2 separate regions of the Homo sapiens genome follow, and region 1 is linked to region 2. Evidence: read pairs that join two places in POLR2A ChIA-PET (ENCODE). Cell type or tissue: CD4-positive, alpha-beta T cell. All regions are shown on one strand.

The links. ChIA-PET counts read pairs that join two places held together with the same protein. Peaks named below come from ENCODE experiments on the same cell type or tissue, not always from the same donor. Only the 100,000 strongest peaks of a DNase experiment are listed, where the experiment ranks them.
Region 1: POLR2A ChIA-PET joins it to region 2 with 5 read pairs; 2 of 35 experiments call an interaction of 5 or more read pairs at or near these places.

The regions. Positions count from the first base shown.
Region 1 is chr2:162,059,776-162,067,775 of GRCh38, reverse strand. All of the region lies in intron 2 of DPP4 (dipeptidyl peptidase 4), which reads left to right. Among named protein-coding and RNA genes, the nearest start is that of DPP4, 10 kb to the left of the region's middle. RefSeq lists a silencer at 1,663-1,957 and an enhancer at 3,619-3,688. In CD4-positive, alpha-beta T cell, no CTCF peak of the experiment used is centred here; a DNase peak (open chromatin) is centred at 3,685; H3K4me3 peaks cover 955 bases; H3K27ac peaks cover 2,825 bases.
Region 2 is chr2:161,950,163-161,958,162 of GRCh38, reverse strand. SLC4A10 (solute carrier family 4 member 10) reads right to left here. Exons shown (of 27, transcript NM_001178015.2): 19 at 7,315-7,476; 20 at 923-1,174. Among named protein-coding and RNA genes, the nearest start is that of DPP4, 120 kb to the left of the region's middle. In CD4-positive, alpha-beta T cell, no CTCF peak of the experiment used is centred here; DNase peaks (open chromatin) are centred at 1,242, 3,892 and 5,172; H3K27ac peaks cover 2,831 bases.

The DNA of each region.
Region 1 (8,000 bases), 110 kb before region 2:
ATTTTTAACTTTAGTCTTCACAGCTCCATTATGACCTCCAAAAGAGGGTGTGTCTCTCAATTTGAGAGTAACCTGAAACCATGAAATTAGAACTAACTGTTTTATTATTTGCCAAGCATTGTATTGTTTTATATTGTTCTTCAAAATTATAACTTCCTAGGAAGCTTTTACAAATTTAAAGATAAACTATGTGCTTTCTTTAACTGGGGGCATTAATGTGCACATTTCTTAATTATTTGGTTCAGTGAGGAAGAAAGTAGACCTATGAGTTCAGGGTCCTAGAAGAGGAGGTAATGTAAGGCAGAGCCAAAGCCACTAGAGATTTTATTCATGGCACTCTAGGAGCCATGGTGGCTCAGGATGTATAACTGAGGTAGAGGGAGTAGGAGAGGTGAGTATCAAGCAGGTCTTATCATCCACCCCTTCCCTGACTTCTTAAAACTGGGGACCCCAAAACTGAGCTTAGTGGCCTCTGTGGCCTAATACCATTTCTGTGAGGCTGGAACCCTCTTTTCTTGTTTTCCTCAGTTGTTCTAAAGCCCACCCTGCTCAAACTCATGTCCATAAGTTTCATGGATGACTCTTATTTCTCTATTATATTCTTCCATTATTTGATTCCAGGCATAAAACTCTTTCAGTATGAGATTTAAAACCTCTTCAGGGCCAAGGTCCAACAGTGGCTAAATACAATATTTTTCAATTCAAAAACATATATTGAATGCTTACTGCATGTCAAGTGTTATTGAAGGTATGGGGGATATGGCCTGCTATGATTGCGTATTTGTCCCCTCCAAACCTCATGTTGAAATTTGATCTCCAGTGTTGGAGGTGAGGCCTAATGGAAGGTATCTGCATAATGGGATCAGAGCCCTCCCACAGGGGTGAGTGAGTTCTTGCTCTATTCGTTTCCGTAACAGCTGATTATTAAAAAGAGCCTAGCACCTCCCTCTTTCTTGCTTTCTTTCTCACCATGTGATCTCTGCACATGCCAGCCTCCCCTTCACCTTCTGCTATAAGTAGAAGCAGCCTGAGACCATCATCAGATGTAAATGCCCAATATTGAACTTTCCAGTCACCAGAATCATGATCCAAATAATCTTTTAAAAAGATAAATTACTAGCCTCAGATATTCCTTTATAGCAATACAAAATGAGCTAAGATCTAGCCCTAAGCAGTATAGATAATGTCCCTGTTCCACTGGACCTTTACAGTTCATAGAGCAGGCAAATTATAGGCAAGTGCAGAAATAATTTCAGATGGTAATAAATGCTATGACAGAAATCAAGTGGGATAGAGAGGACCGGCAGACACAGAAAGGAGTTTCTCTCTTATTCCAAGTATGATTTTGAGCTCCTGGAGGATTTCAGCATGAATGTGACATGATCTTTTCACATTTCAAAAATATGCCTCTGACTCTTGTGTGGATAGTAGTTTGGGGTTGGTGTGGTTTGTCCAGGTGATCAATGATGGTGGCTTGGAGAAGGATGGTAGCACTGGAGGTGAAAATAAGTTTAAAAAAAAAAAAGAAACGCAGGATGTATTTTGGAGGTAAGACAATGTGCAGGCATGTGAAGAGTGAGGGAAGGAGAGAAGGTAAGGATGGCTCCTTGGACAGCTGGCTAGATAGCTTAAGTAAAGAATTTCTCTTGCCTCCTGGCTGTTTCCTTTTTATCAGAGCTTGTCTGCAGAGGTTCCTCTGGCTTAACTCCCCTTTCCTATTGGATCAGCCTTCCCCTTTCAAGGATGTGCTCAGGAACACCTCCTACTTCATATTCACCCAGCACAGATTTGTTGACAGAAGGTAATTCTCCAACTTGGCAAATATTTATTGAGGATTTTCTATATGCCAGGTACTTTGTGGGTCCCTAGGGATAGAAAGACAATAGATATGGCCTTTGTCCTCAAATAATTGACAGCATTAAAAGACACATAAACATTAACTACAATCAAAAGAGCTAAGTGCCCTTCTAGTAAATGATCAAAGTGCTATGGAAGCACTAGTGACCAAATGATAAATGCTGCCCCAGGAAGTTTCTACATAAACAACCAAGCATAAAGCATTAATAATTAATGGGTCTTAATATTATCCTTCCAATCCTTCAGCCCCCAAACTGGCTCTGAGGCATGCAGTGCACCTCCGTGTCCATCCTCACTGACTTACAGCCCCCTGATGCTGTATGAGGATTGTATCAGGATGTTTTGGGCTTCAAGGAACCCAATACCTGGCCAAAAGTTATTTGAATGATAGCGTTTTATTACTGTATTGTCATTAGCATCTTTTATAATTGGAAGTGCAGAAGTAAAGTGGTTCTTGGGTTTGTTAATGTAATGGCCTGAACACATCAAGAACATGGGGCCTTTCCACCTTTCAGCTCTGCCATCCTTGGAGTTTTGTCTTTTGATCTCCAGTATGTCATCTCATGGTTGAGCATGGCTTCTGCAGCTCAACCCAGCACTTGCTCATACAGCTCATTCACAGGGCAGAAGAGGATGCTCTTCCTCATTCATGTTCTGCTGTATCAGGGAGGAAAACCATTTCCATAAGTCCTCTGACCAGATGCAAACTTTCAGATCTTACTGGCGACATTTGTGTCACTTGTCCATATCCAAACCAATCACCGGCAAGGAGAATGAATTGCCGTGATTGAACCAGACTACTCAAGACTCACCTTTCTCAGGTTGGAAAGTATCTTCTTTTGCTAGCACATGGAAGGAGAAGGGCAAATACCTAAGTTGAATTGAAAATTCTGAAAGACAGAAATCGGGGAGACGGCCTATGTAGGCATATCGTGTATTTGGTTATTGCTCTCTTTTCATTACGTTAGAAAGATTTAATTTTTCAACAAAAGAGGACAGACATCAAGCCAGCTCTGATCTCCAAAAATCTGGAGCTGTAATTCTCTCCTTTCCTTCTCCTCACTTTCTTTCCTAACTGGGTTTATTGCAAATCAGTGTGCTTTGTTGCTGCCTTTCTGATCTCAAGGACATTTTGACCTCAGCCCTTTCTTTCTTTTGGCATCCAAAGTGATCAAGAGGAGAAAATAATTGAATTGCAATGTTAAAATATAAATCTGAGATAATAGAGCAGGTAAGAAACATCTGAGGGGAATTACTGACAATTTACCTCTAGAAAATCCACATAAACTGTCACATTTCATCCAGTTCATAATAGCAGAAAGTGGTAGAAATAGTCAACATAAAATAAGATGGGCAAAATTTTTAAAAAATGGTAAAACTTAGATCTGCTAAAGTTAACCCAGGAAAGTAGGACTTAAAATAATTAATGGCCATAAAAATAAAATAGTAAATAACAAAAGCAAACAAAATAACCTCACAAGGTCCAGAAGCTATAATTTAATCTAACATGGGCAAAAAAAATCTAATTGATGACTCAAATCTTTGTTTTAAAATTTCCAGCGAAAAAATTACTCTGCATGGTAATGATTTTCTTAAAATGAAAAGGGTTTGGCTGTACTGAAAGGAGAACCCAGAACCCAGCAGCCAGTGGACCCTTATTCCTTCCTGGCAATCTGGCCCTATTTTCCCTGTCTGCTCACTCGCTTGCTTTTCTGGTGAACTATTCCAGGTATCTCCTCTCCACTCAAACTTCCAACACCTCCTCCATATGCTCATTCATAGCTAAGGACCTGGCTTCCTGTTTTGATAAGAAAACTGAAACCATTAGAAGAGAACTTCAATTCTCACCGGCTCATCAGTGCATTCACCTGTATCGGCTCCCCTCCCAAGTTAGAGGAATGAATGCTCAGGCTCCTACCCAAGACCAGGCCCTTTGTTTGTGCCCTGGGTCCCATCCCTTTTGCCTACTGAAAGATTAGGCTCCAGCTGTCCCCTTGCATGTGGCAACATCATTTTTTCCATCTCTATTTGATCATGAACATACAGTAGTGTCTCATATTCTTAAAAAATAAGAAGGAAACTGTCTTTTTCCACCCTCATCCCTGCCAACCTACCACTCCCTTTCTCTGCTCTCTTTACCACAAAACTTCTTAAAGAGTTTCTATTATCACTGTCTGTTACCCCTCTCCCTTTTTTTCTCTTAAGCCTCCTGGAATAAGGGTTATCCCCACCACACCACTAAAACAGCTGTATTCTTGTCAAGGTCCCTAATCTCTGTGTTGCAGATTGGGAGTTGCTTCTCACTCTGTGTCTCGTGTGCCTGTCAATTAGTCATCCTTCTTCTCCACCTCCCCTCGGGGCTCTCACTCTCTCCTGGTTGTCCTTCTACCTCACTGTGCAGTCTTTCCCAGCCTCCTTAGGTATTCTTCCTGATGTCTTCAACTTCTCACCTTGGACTACTCTGGGGCTCCATCCTAAGACCTTTTCCTTTTTCACCTTAGATGACCTCATCCACTCCCATGGCCTCAAATACCATTTACAACTTGGCAACTTTCCAATTTTACCTGCAAACCAGACCTTTTCCTGAGCTCTAGGTGCAGTATACAACTGCTTACTGGACATCTCCATTTGGATGTGATATTGGCATCTCATACTGACATCTTCCAAAACTCTTTGTCTTCCCTTAGTACATCTTATTTCAGCAAATGGCAATTCTATTTTTGTAGTTACTGAGGCCAATATCCATGCAAGTTCTCCTCAACTCCTCTCTTTCATCCACAAGTCACATCCAATGTGTCGGCAGTTTTATCATCTGTATCTTCATATTCTCTCAGAGTTTGACCCTACCTCACCACCTCATCTCCTACTACCCTGGTCAAAGACACAATTGCCCTTCCCCTAAATTATTGCCAACATCTCTCTTTTTTTTTTTCTTACTTCCCTATGGTGTATTCTCAACACAACAGACAAGGTGATTGTGGTAGGCAGAATGCTAAGGTGACCCCCAAGAACCCTCTCCTCCGCTCCTGTGTACTAATCTCTGAGATTGTGGATATGATGAATTTTCTTCCTGTAGTTAAGTTTCGTTATGATGCACAGTTGGCTTTAAGAAAGGGAGATTACCTGCTTGGGCCTGACTGAATCACATGAACTGTTTAAAAGCAGAGTTTCTCTGGCTAGTCACAGAACAGGCAGTCAGGAATCCCAGGCATGAGAAGGATTTAACATGCCATTGCTGACTTGGAAGATGGAGGGGCCATATGGCCAGGAATGTGGGTCATCTCTAGGAGGTGAGAGCAGCCCTGGCTTATAGTCAACAAGTAAATGAGAACTTCACTCTCACAACCTCAATGAACTGAATTTTGCCAACAACCTGTGTGAGCCTGGGAGCAGGTAATTTTTCCCCAGAGCCTCCAGCTGACAACTCATTCCAGCCAAAACTTTGATTTTAACCTCACAATACTTTGAACAGAGAACTCAGCAAAATGGGCTGGACTGCTGACTTTTAGAACTCTAAGCTGATACATGTGTGCTGTGTTAAGTCACTAAGTTTGTGGTGATTTGTTACATAGCAATAGAAAACCATTAATAATATAGTGATAAAATTGTTTTAATTTATTATTTATTTATTTATTTTGAGATGGAGTCTTGCTCTGTCGCTCAGGCTGGAGTGCAGCGATGCAGTCTCAGCTCACTGCAACCACTGCCTCCCAGTTTCAAGCGATTCTCCCGCCTCAGCCTCCCAGATAGCTGGCACTATAGGTGTGCACCACCACGCCCAGCTAATTTTTTTTTTTTTTTTTTGTATTTTTAGTAGAGACAGGGTTTTGCCATGTTGGCCAGGCTGGTCTCATACTCCTGACCTCAGGTGATTTGCCTGTCTTGGCCTCCCAAAGTGCTGGGATTATAGGTGTAAGCCACCATGCCCAGGCTGGCGACCACATTTAAACATAAGTCAAATCATGTCCTTTTCTGCTTAACATCGTTCATTGGCTTTCCATTGTGAAGGCTCCATGGCACTTGTTACCACCTAGCATATGGCATTGCTTACTCATTATCTGTTCCTATGTCTCCCCCAGTTAAAATATAAGCTTCATAAGGGCAGGAGTTTTTCATGCTTTATTCACTGTGATGTCTCTAGTGCCTAGAACACTGAATAACACAGTAAGTGCTAAGTAAATATTTGGTGAATTAAAGAAATTATCTTGGAGCTCAGGCAAGAAAATTTTTTTAATGAACATTTATTAATATTGCTGTAATTCTGAATAAAATTATTATATTTATAAACCACTCAGTACTAAATCATGTATACCTACAATTTGTAAGTGCTAGCAACTGTTTGAAAAAAGATAGAATACGTTTATCCTCATGGCTTATTAATAGTTTGGTTAAGAAAAGACTGTTAAAGTAAGTACTTAAATAGATATAAAATTACTTGATTAATTGGCAAAATATGTGGTACAGAAAATAAACATTTTAATAAGATGAGGAGAGAGAAATGAATGTGGACTAAGTAGTAAGGGATAGATCAAGAGACATGAAGAGGAATAGTGGGAAAATGAAGGCCATGAATGTAGACTGTTTATTTGAGAAGTTTGTCCAGATGGCTTGGGGATGCAGCAGGATCAGGTAAGTATTTCTTTAAGATCAGTACACACTCTGCATCCTTAACCACAGAGCAGAAGTGAGCAGTGGAAAGAAACTGAAGATGCAGCTGGGCACAGTGGCTCACACATGTAATCCTAGCTCTTTGGGATGCTGAGGCAGGAGGATCGCTTGAGCCCAGGAGTTCGTTCAAGGCTTTAGTGAGCCATGATAGTGCCATTGCACTCTAGCCTGGGTGACAGAGTGAGACCCTGTTTCAAGTAAAAAAGAGAAAGAGGAAGGAAGGAAGGAAGGAAGGAAGGAAGGAGGGAGGGAGGGAGGGAGGGAGGGAGGGAAGGAAGGAAGCTAAGAAAGAAGGAGGCTAGGAAGGAAGGAAGCTAGGAACGAAGGAAGCTAGGGAGGGAGGGAGGGAGGAGGAAGGAAGGAAAGAAAGAGGGAAGGAAGGAAGGAAGGAGCTTTGTGTTTTAGAGGGAAAAGGTAAGATTTTAAAAAAATCCCTTGGGAACAAGAGGACAAGCATCTGAGTCATAGATTGGGGTGTGGAATGATCGGGGAGGAAGCTCACCTCTCCCTCAGAGTTCTAAGGAAAGAGTTGAACAATGGCAGGAGGGACAGATACCACAGAACTGATGAGCTTGGTAGAAAATAAGCTCCTATGGTAGCTTTTGCTGTAAAGGAGGAATCATTGAATTTTTTTGTTGGCTAATTTTATAATTTTTTCAAAATGTATACTGCAGGACCTGAGTTGTTCAGCATTGTATAATATTTAAAATCTAGAGAACATGAAAAAAGGGAAGAAAACAAACCTATTTTAAAGCTTACGTGACTACTTTTTAATGAGTTCAGGAAAAAGATGATGAAAGTTATTGGGTATTCCCATGGAAAAGAGAATAGAGATGGTAAAACTTCCTTTCTAGGAAGTTACCTTCTAGGAAGCCACAGAGTTGCCATCCTTCTTACTGTCCAGAGGGAAAATTCTAGAGTTTTCTGAATTTGCACTCTTTTGACTTTGAAGCAGAACAAATTAAGTTTCAACTGACCCAAGTCCTAAGGATACTACCAACCTGCTTATTTAAAATAGTTGCAAACCATGAATTTAAACACTTCCATAAAGCCTAATTCATCTCCACCAATTCACAAAAAAATGCCAAGAAAGCATTTACCACATGCAATCACTGTTCCAAAGATTTAGAGAGGTTTAGAAGAGTGATTGTAACCACAGGCTTTGGCGCCATATTGCCTGGTCCAAATGTGGCTTTGGTGCATACTAATCACAGAATTTTAGTCTAGTTACTGGCTGTGCCTATCTGTGCCTCAGTCTCCTTATTTGTAAAATGGGAATGAGCATAAGAAGAATAAGTGGGTTGAAAGTCTACATTGCCTAGAACAACCCAGCAAACTAGAAGAACACCATAAGAATGCGTAATTATTATTCTTTATATGTTTATAACATTTTTTGTTTGTTTGTTTTAACAGCTCCAGACGCAGGTAGTATAGTAATTTTTGCCCCATACTGCTGAATGTTTTGCCTGGCAAAT
Region 2 (8,000 bases):
TTTGGAGACAACTTGAATTTTGCTTTACAAAGATAAGATATTTGGATTAAAGGTGGATTAAAAATGAAGCTAACATTTAGATGTGTTTCCTGTATTATACCAGGTATTTGTAAATATATGGATAATTCAGATTTTCTCTTTTTATTGGAATAGTTCACATCATCTTATGTCTATAACATAATTACTTATATAACAGAGATTAATTCTTGCAAAGGTACTTGTGTTAATGATCAAATACAAGTAAACTAGTGTAAATCATTAAATAATTTAATTAAAATGTCAAATTATAGGCAAATAAAATGTGTTGTAATTTATAGCGCAATTGACACACCTTGGAAATATCTGACAAAATTACATGACAAAATAATTACTAGTTAATCCTCTTAAAAATAGATTTCAAGTTTTGTGTGAAAAAAAAATCACTATATGCAATGATGATGTCCAGACAGTGGTTTTACAGAGCACTTAAAATGGAAAACTGCGTATGTGACTATAACCAGGCTCATCCCTTCACCTCTATCTCTTATTAATAGTAAGTAATATTAACTGCTAATATATTTATCCACTGACAAGAAAATAGAATCTTTATGAATGCCTGTAATGGATTCGGGTCACAAGTCAGTCAGAAACAATGAGTGACTTTTTCCCATAGCTTGATCACCGATTCAAAATTGTTACAATAATTTACTCATCAAATTTTACTTTGCCAGACTAAATTTTTATGTATTTAAGGGTTTTAAAATATAGGACGTAATTTCCCTCCCTTAGGTTATGAAGAATTATATAAACATGGTTCAGAAATTCATCACTTTCATCACATGCCACACAATATTTGCAAATTTATGGCTCAGATTCAAATGAAAATTTTAAATGATGATAAATGTATTCTTTCTCTCAAGTTCATAAAGACAGATTTTGTTACCTTCAGAATACTGGTCATAAAGACTGATGAACCCATAAGAATAAAAATCATAAGCCCAGTAACCCTTTGCTCCCGAATGCCGAGAAATTTGGGTTGTTCTCCTGGAGCTGAGCATTCTGATTCCAGTTTTAGGCTATTGACATGAGTGATGGAGAGGACTGTGGCAGCCACAAACCATGGCAGGCCCATGATGGAGCATACACCGAGCATGACAGCCACCATTAATAGGTCCAGATGGTACCCACAACCTTTCTGTTTAAAAAAGAAAGAAAGAGAGAAAGAAACTGTGTCAATAACAGGGCTAAGGGTGGCCTGATTGCGAATAGAAACCACTTCCTGATGATACTCAACAAGCCCTTCATATCAGATCTCCTGGAGTAACTCTTAAACAAACACTCAGTTTCCAATTGCCCTCGTTTGTCTCATTGGGTGACTTCTATTAGAAAAAATAATATCATGGAGCCTAAGCTCCCCTGTATAGTCATTTTCTCCTTAATATAGTGCTATCTTGTTCTAATTTGCTTCAGTTTCAGCACTAGACAAATTAAGCCCCTCCTTAGAAATCACGGTTTTTTGTTTTCTATTTCCTCTGTTATGCTACTCCACTGTCACTGATCTCCAGGTGTTGCAAACTAAGTGCCTCCTAGGACCAGGTAGGAAATGTAAAGGAGGAAAAATAGGTGCAATGGGGTGTGTGAAAACTGCCCTCTTGCACAGACAGGGTGCTCTCTGAGGAGGGAAATCAAAGATGGGGAAGAGCACTCCCTCCATACCCTGCAGGAATCGAAGTGTAGAGCCTCAGAAGCAGCCAAAGGGATGGCCTATTTTATGTTCCACCTTTTATTTTTAATTTTTAGTGACTGCTTTATGAGAGGCAGTATAATAAAGTGGTTAAGAATATAAGTTCTGGAGTCAGACTGCCTGGAATGAAATGCTAGCTCAACCAATAAATCACTTAAGCTCTTGTGCCTCTTTTTCCCTATCTGAAAAACGATGATGATGATAGTAGAAGGCACCTCACTGGGCTGTTGTGATAATTAAATTAGTTGATGTTGTAAATCATTTGGAATAATATCTGTTGAATAGAAAGCAATCAGAAAATGTTAGGTACTATTATATTCTAGTGGTTAAACAATAAATGTTTCTTTTGTACTCATTAGGTTTCAAGGCTCCTTAATAAAACTATTAATATGTTTCTTAAGATCAGATAACTTATATAATTTCTCAGTATTTCCTCTAGTTTTTAGCACAATCATTGGCACACAATAAGCAATCAATAAAAGTTACAAATTGACTTTTTTGAAAATAAAATACGCATCAAACATTTCAGAATCAAATTTAGTAAGTGTAATTTTAAAATAAATACAGCAGTTAAATTTGTTATTATGACCATGAGCAGAAATTACCAATTCTTCTAGGAGAATAATAGTCTTTTTTAGAGGTAGTTTTATATAACTTCAAGCAGTTTGTAGTCAGTATGAGAGCTCTTATAGCCTGGAGTGTGAAACACACTGAGTATTTGTTGCATATTTGTCATGGTAGTCTTTTCTCTGTGATTTTGTTTTCTTGTTTTCTTAGTAAGAAGGTTCTTAAAGTCAGTTGTACTTTCTTTCCTTTCTGCTCATCCTTTCCAAATTATAAAAGTGCAAGAGATGATAGTGAGGAGACAATGAGAGTTATGTGCCTAAGGACCTGTTCCTCCTATGTTGACACCAAAGCAATGGTACCCTTCATTGATTCAGCTTACTGGGGCAATACTACAATTTACCAAAATATCTAACTCAATTTCCTGAATGAATATGACTCTGGAAACTTTTCTTTGCAAGTAACTCAAGAAAGAATTTGATTAGTAAGAGTTGAAGAGTAGGAAGAGAAACTGCCTGGTGTCAGCATAACCAAAAAAGCATAGGAAACAGTTTTGCCAGGACCATAATATCATCCCTTGGCCCTTTTGCAAAACATTTTGGAAGATGTAATTCCATAGAATAGAACTCAGATTTTGGTCCCTTTAAAGGACAATGTCTTAAGCAGTTTGAGAAGTGTTTTGTCCTAGCAACTCTGGAGTGAGAAGGATGTAGAACAGGGAAGGACCTCATACTTAAGCCTCTGCCTCTGAGGGAGTACAATGTGAATGGTGCCCCCTTGGAGCTATTTTGCAAAATTATGGTACTGCTAAGAGAAATCAAAAGATGGAAGAGGAGCTGGTGGCTGTGAGATGAGCATCAGAGGAGGGCAGAAGACAGGGGGCCTTGAGAGTCAGGCTTGTACTTTTTAGCACACCTGGACTTTCTCAGAGTCCACATTCACTACATCTCAATAATATGAGGGAGATCTTTGTCGCGATAGTGATTTCCAATAGCTCTTATTGAATGTTTTAAAAATATGATACAAATGTAAACAGTGGGATTCTGAATTGCAGGAAGTAGGCAAAATAATTCTTTCAGAGGAAATAATTTCTTTTCTAAATTTATAAAGCTAGTTTTGTAATATATAAATATATAACAAAAACAAAAATATAATTTCCCCTAATTATGCTGTACAACAATGGCAGCATCTTGATTTAATGTAAACCAAAGGAAATAAATAAAGCAGTTCTTGCTCTTCCCCTAACTAACCAGTATCCTTCTTGCCTTTCATTTAAAATGTCTTTAAAAACTTGGACTTTGTAACAAAATTATTAGCTGATAGGCATGCCAGCCAAAGAGAAGTATCCCTTTGTCAGACAGAGAACTCTACACCTTCTAACATATTTCTGTAGATTTTTTTCTCAAATAAAGACAGAGCTAGAGCTTTTATTCTCACATTCATCCATGAATCACAGGAAATGGACATATGGGAGGAAAAGGGAGCATAGCAACAGGTGATGCTACACCAGACCCCACTAAAACCAACATGCAGCAAGACAAGAGGCCAGCCAAGAGGACCATCTGATACCCAGATGCCACTGCTGAAAAAATTCATTTCAAAGCTTGGCAGCAATTTCCTGCATCTGTCAAGTTAACCACATAAAAGACTATAGATTGACATGAAGAACCAGGCTGACAAAGAGGGCAAAAAAGAACATATCAAATGCCATAATCATCAAGAGAATATGGTGCCAAATGAATGTTGCAAATGCATTCATTTACTCAAGTGATCCGGGATTGTATTGCTGTTTATTAAAAATGATGTCAAAAGAAGCCTGAACTGTCTACAGAAACATGTAGAAAAGCCCACAGTTGTATCTTAACAGAAACTTTCTTTTTTATAAGATTTTATCTCTCTTTTCACATTTAGAGAATGTGCTTTAAAAAACCCAAGTAGATATTTTTAATGCTTTTCAAAAGGATTCAGTTAACTTATGCCTAATCCACTTCTCTAAGGGAGAAACAAACAAACAAATGCTAGAGAGAGTATGGATTTATATGTACATTTATGTATAATATACATGATACTTCACATTCTCAAATTTTTGTATTTGCCTCTTCTTTCACTCTGGAGCCATCCAAAGGATCATAGGATGCAATGAGTTCGAGGTTTACTGATTTTGAGCTCCCCCATTCTTCGGGAGTAGTAAGTCACCTATGCAGTGCAACACAGCTTTATTGTGTAAATAGTGACACTCATGAAATGATAAAAACATTTTTTTTTTTTGAGACGGAGTCTCACCCTGTCGCCCAGGCCAGGGTGCAATGGCATGATCTCATCTCACTGCAACCTCTGCCTTCCAGGTTCAGACGATTCTCCTGCCTCAGCCTCCTGAGTAGCTGGGATTACAGGTGCCCGCCACTACGCCCAGCTAATCTTTGTGTTTTTAGTAGAGATGGGGTTTCACCATGTTGGCCAGGCTGGTCTCTAACTCCTGACCTCGTGATCCACCTGTCTCGGCCTCCCAAAGTGCTGGGATTACAGGCGTGAGCCACTGTGCCTGGCCAATAAAAACATTTTTATCAGCAGGAGAAATATCATCTAAAAGAAAACCAGCTACTAGTTCTGGCAATAGAGGTGAAGAAAAAGTAAAAAGATCTAAAATATGTTTGGGAGAGATAAAGAATGAAATGAGGAATTCTGAGTTGACTTGGGTGTATGTAGACTTAGATACATGATGTGGAGTCTACCAAGTGTTTGATACATAAACTACAAAACATGATTCATTAAACAATTTCGGGGAATGCTCCAACCAAGGCAAAAATGGGTTTTCAAGTGAGAAAAGAAAATTAGTAAAAGCTGAAAATGCTTTCACAAGTGGTTAGCTTGTGGTCTGGTGATATACTCAAGAAACACATCTTTTAGTGAAAATGTGGTTCAAGTCAAAGCCAGGAGACTTTGCAAACATTTCAATGAAGCAACAGGCGGGGAGAAGGACTATGGAACAAACCGTTACTCTGAGTAAATAACATTCTGAGAAGGTGATTTTGTTGTTGTTAACGGGAAAACCAGTAGCATCAGACCACACTCTATAGAAGCTTATAGGAGACAAGAGTTATAGGCCCAATAGGGGTTCAATGTAGATGAAATACATCTTCACTGGAAGAAATTTGCTTTAAAAGTATTCATATCTAAGAAGGAGGATGGAGAGTTCAGATTCACAGTGGCCAAGAACAGGCTGACTCTTCTGCCTGTGGCCATATAGCAGAGTTTATGATTAAGCCAGATTTGCTGTATCATTTACTAAATCCAGAGTAGTAAGGGGCAAAAATACACAACTTTTGACTACATAATCATTTATTTGCACAATAAAACAGATTTAGTAATGTAGCCTCAGGTTTATTTCAGTGACAAAAATAGTTCTAGTTCTGCATTTAATTCTATAAATGCAAGTACTTGAAAGGACCACTTAAAGAATGCTTTACTACATTTTTGTTATTCCACAGTATATGTGAAGGGGGAAATTAGTGTATTTGTCAATGTGGAGCTTTACAAAGGCTGTGAATGTCAAGGGCTCATGAAGAACAAGGAGTAAGAGCAAGTGTCATGTGATTTATAAGGTTGAAAGGGCAAAGATTCAGAATGGCCAGGAAGGTAATATCAATCTCAGCACACATTTCACTTCCACACTTTGTTTTAATATGATTCCACTTACAATAAGAAAAAAATGCTGCCTGAATCCATTTAACTGATGGCCCTTACAGAGGATAATTTTTCAGTGAACACACTAGAATTTCTGCCTAATTATAAAGGCTAAAAAAATCTTTTTGAAAGGTAAATAATAATTATATGGCTTACTTTCTTCCTAAAACAGGTTTTTTAGTTGATTTTTTAAAATGTATCATTTAATAAAATACATAAAGTTGTGAGAATTCTTAACTTACGTTCTACAAAGAGAATGAAAAATGTCCTTTGCTTTAAGATAGACACACATTCTCTCCACCATATACTCAAAATTCCTTCTTCATAAGATTTATTGCAAATAAGTGTGCTTTCTTACATTTATGTAATTATTATTATTAAAAGTAATGGCAAAAACTGCAATTACTTTTGCATTGACCCAATATATTGCATCAGAGTTTAATCAGAGATATTTTTCATCTTTCTAACATTCCTATAAAAAAATTCTATAAAGCATGATTTCTGTTGCTCTGACAATGATTTTTTCTCCTAGAGTTTAAAGGGTATGTGAAAATAGCTGGCAACTACCCCACGATACCAAAACAAAAACAAGATTGTGCATGTTATGTTTTTACAAGGTTTGATGCAGATTATTTTTAACCATTTAATGATTTCATCGATTTTATTTAACATATTCCTGTAAGTAAGTGACAGTGCTTACATTACATATCTCAGGCAAATTGCATACCAGTGAACAATTTCGATTATTCACAATTGCAAAATGGCAAGGTCAGAATGTAACTAAGACACATCTATAGTTATTCTTTTTATAAAAGAGACAGTGAAATCTGCAATAAAACTCAAAGATGTCACTTCTAAACTGTGACGTTTATGTCTGGATTTTGTTGTTACAGGCAGACAGAAAAATAATTAAAGAAAATGAGAAATAGTTGAAGTTGTAATTTATTCTGATAATGAATTCAATGTAATAGATACATTTAGGGTTAAATAGAGGAATAGAGGAATCTCAGATGTAAGACAAGTTGGTATGGTTGTACTTCACCAGAACAGATTGTTATTTCATTAAAATATGTTAAGTATGGAAAAGTTAAAACTTTGACAGTTTTTTATTTTATGCCTTGGAGGTGAGTTCTCAGACGTGAGCTCAGCCAAGTGCTACAAATAAGTAAATTCTCATCTCATTGTAAGACCAAGTATCTTGTAAGACAATAAAAATTATACATCTAAAAACATTATTTTATATATTTCACTGTGCAAATGAATACAGAATATAGAAGTCAAATGAACATCAGTTGATATCAGTTGTCATAATTATTTACATTAAAATGGATGTTAAAATATACCTTTAGCTTATGCTCTTTCCTGTTGATGATGACAGCTGTAATCTGTTGGTCCATAAAAATTAGAATAGTACAAAGCAGAGCTGGAATTATAGCAGCTATTACTGTCCACCATGGGTTTGGACCTAAAGGCGTAACAAACCAGCCACGATCATCTCTAGTGGGCTGTATAAAGTAAAGAATGTGCATAGTTATGAACTGGATTAATGAATACTTGATCAAATTAGGTCTTACAGATGCTACTAGGAAAGCCCTAATTATAAACAGAGGAGCTGAGTGGCCTATAATAAATAATAATAATACTCATAAATCACTTAAAACCATTTTAAGTGCTTTAAATATTTTAACTCATTTTTTTTTTCTTCACAACACTCTAAAGATGACACAGATAAGAAAATTGAGGCACAGAGAGATCCAGTAACTTGCCCAAGATCCCAAAGCTAGTACGTGGTAGAGATGGGATTTAAACTCTGACAGACTTGTTGAAAAATCTGTGTTATTAATCAATACCTGTATTAAATAAAATGATATTAATATTTACTATTTACTATTGGAAAATGTATTGAAATTTACAAATAGCATATTGACACATTGACCACTGTGCTAGAACTGAGATACAAAGATAAATCAGAGGCTTCTTTCAGTTTAGAATCAGAGACAGACATCTAAACAAAATACATCATTATGGT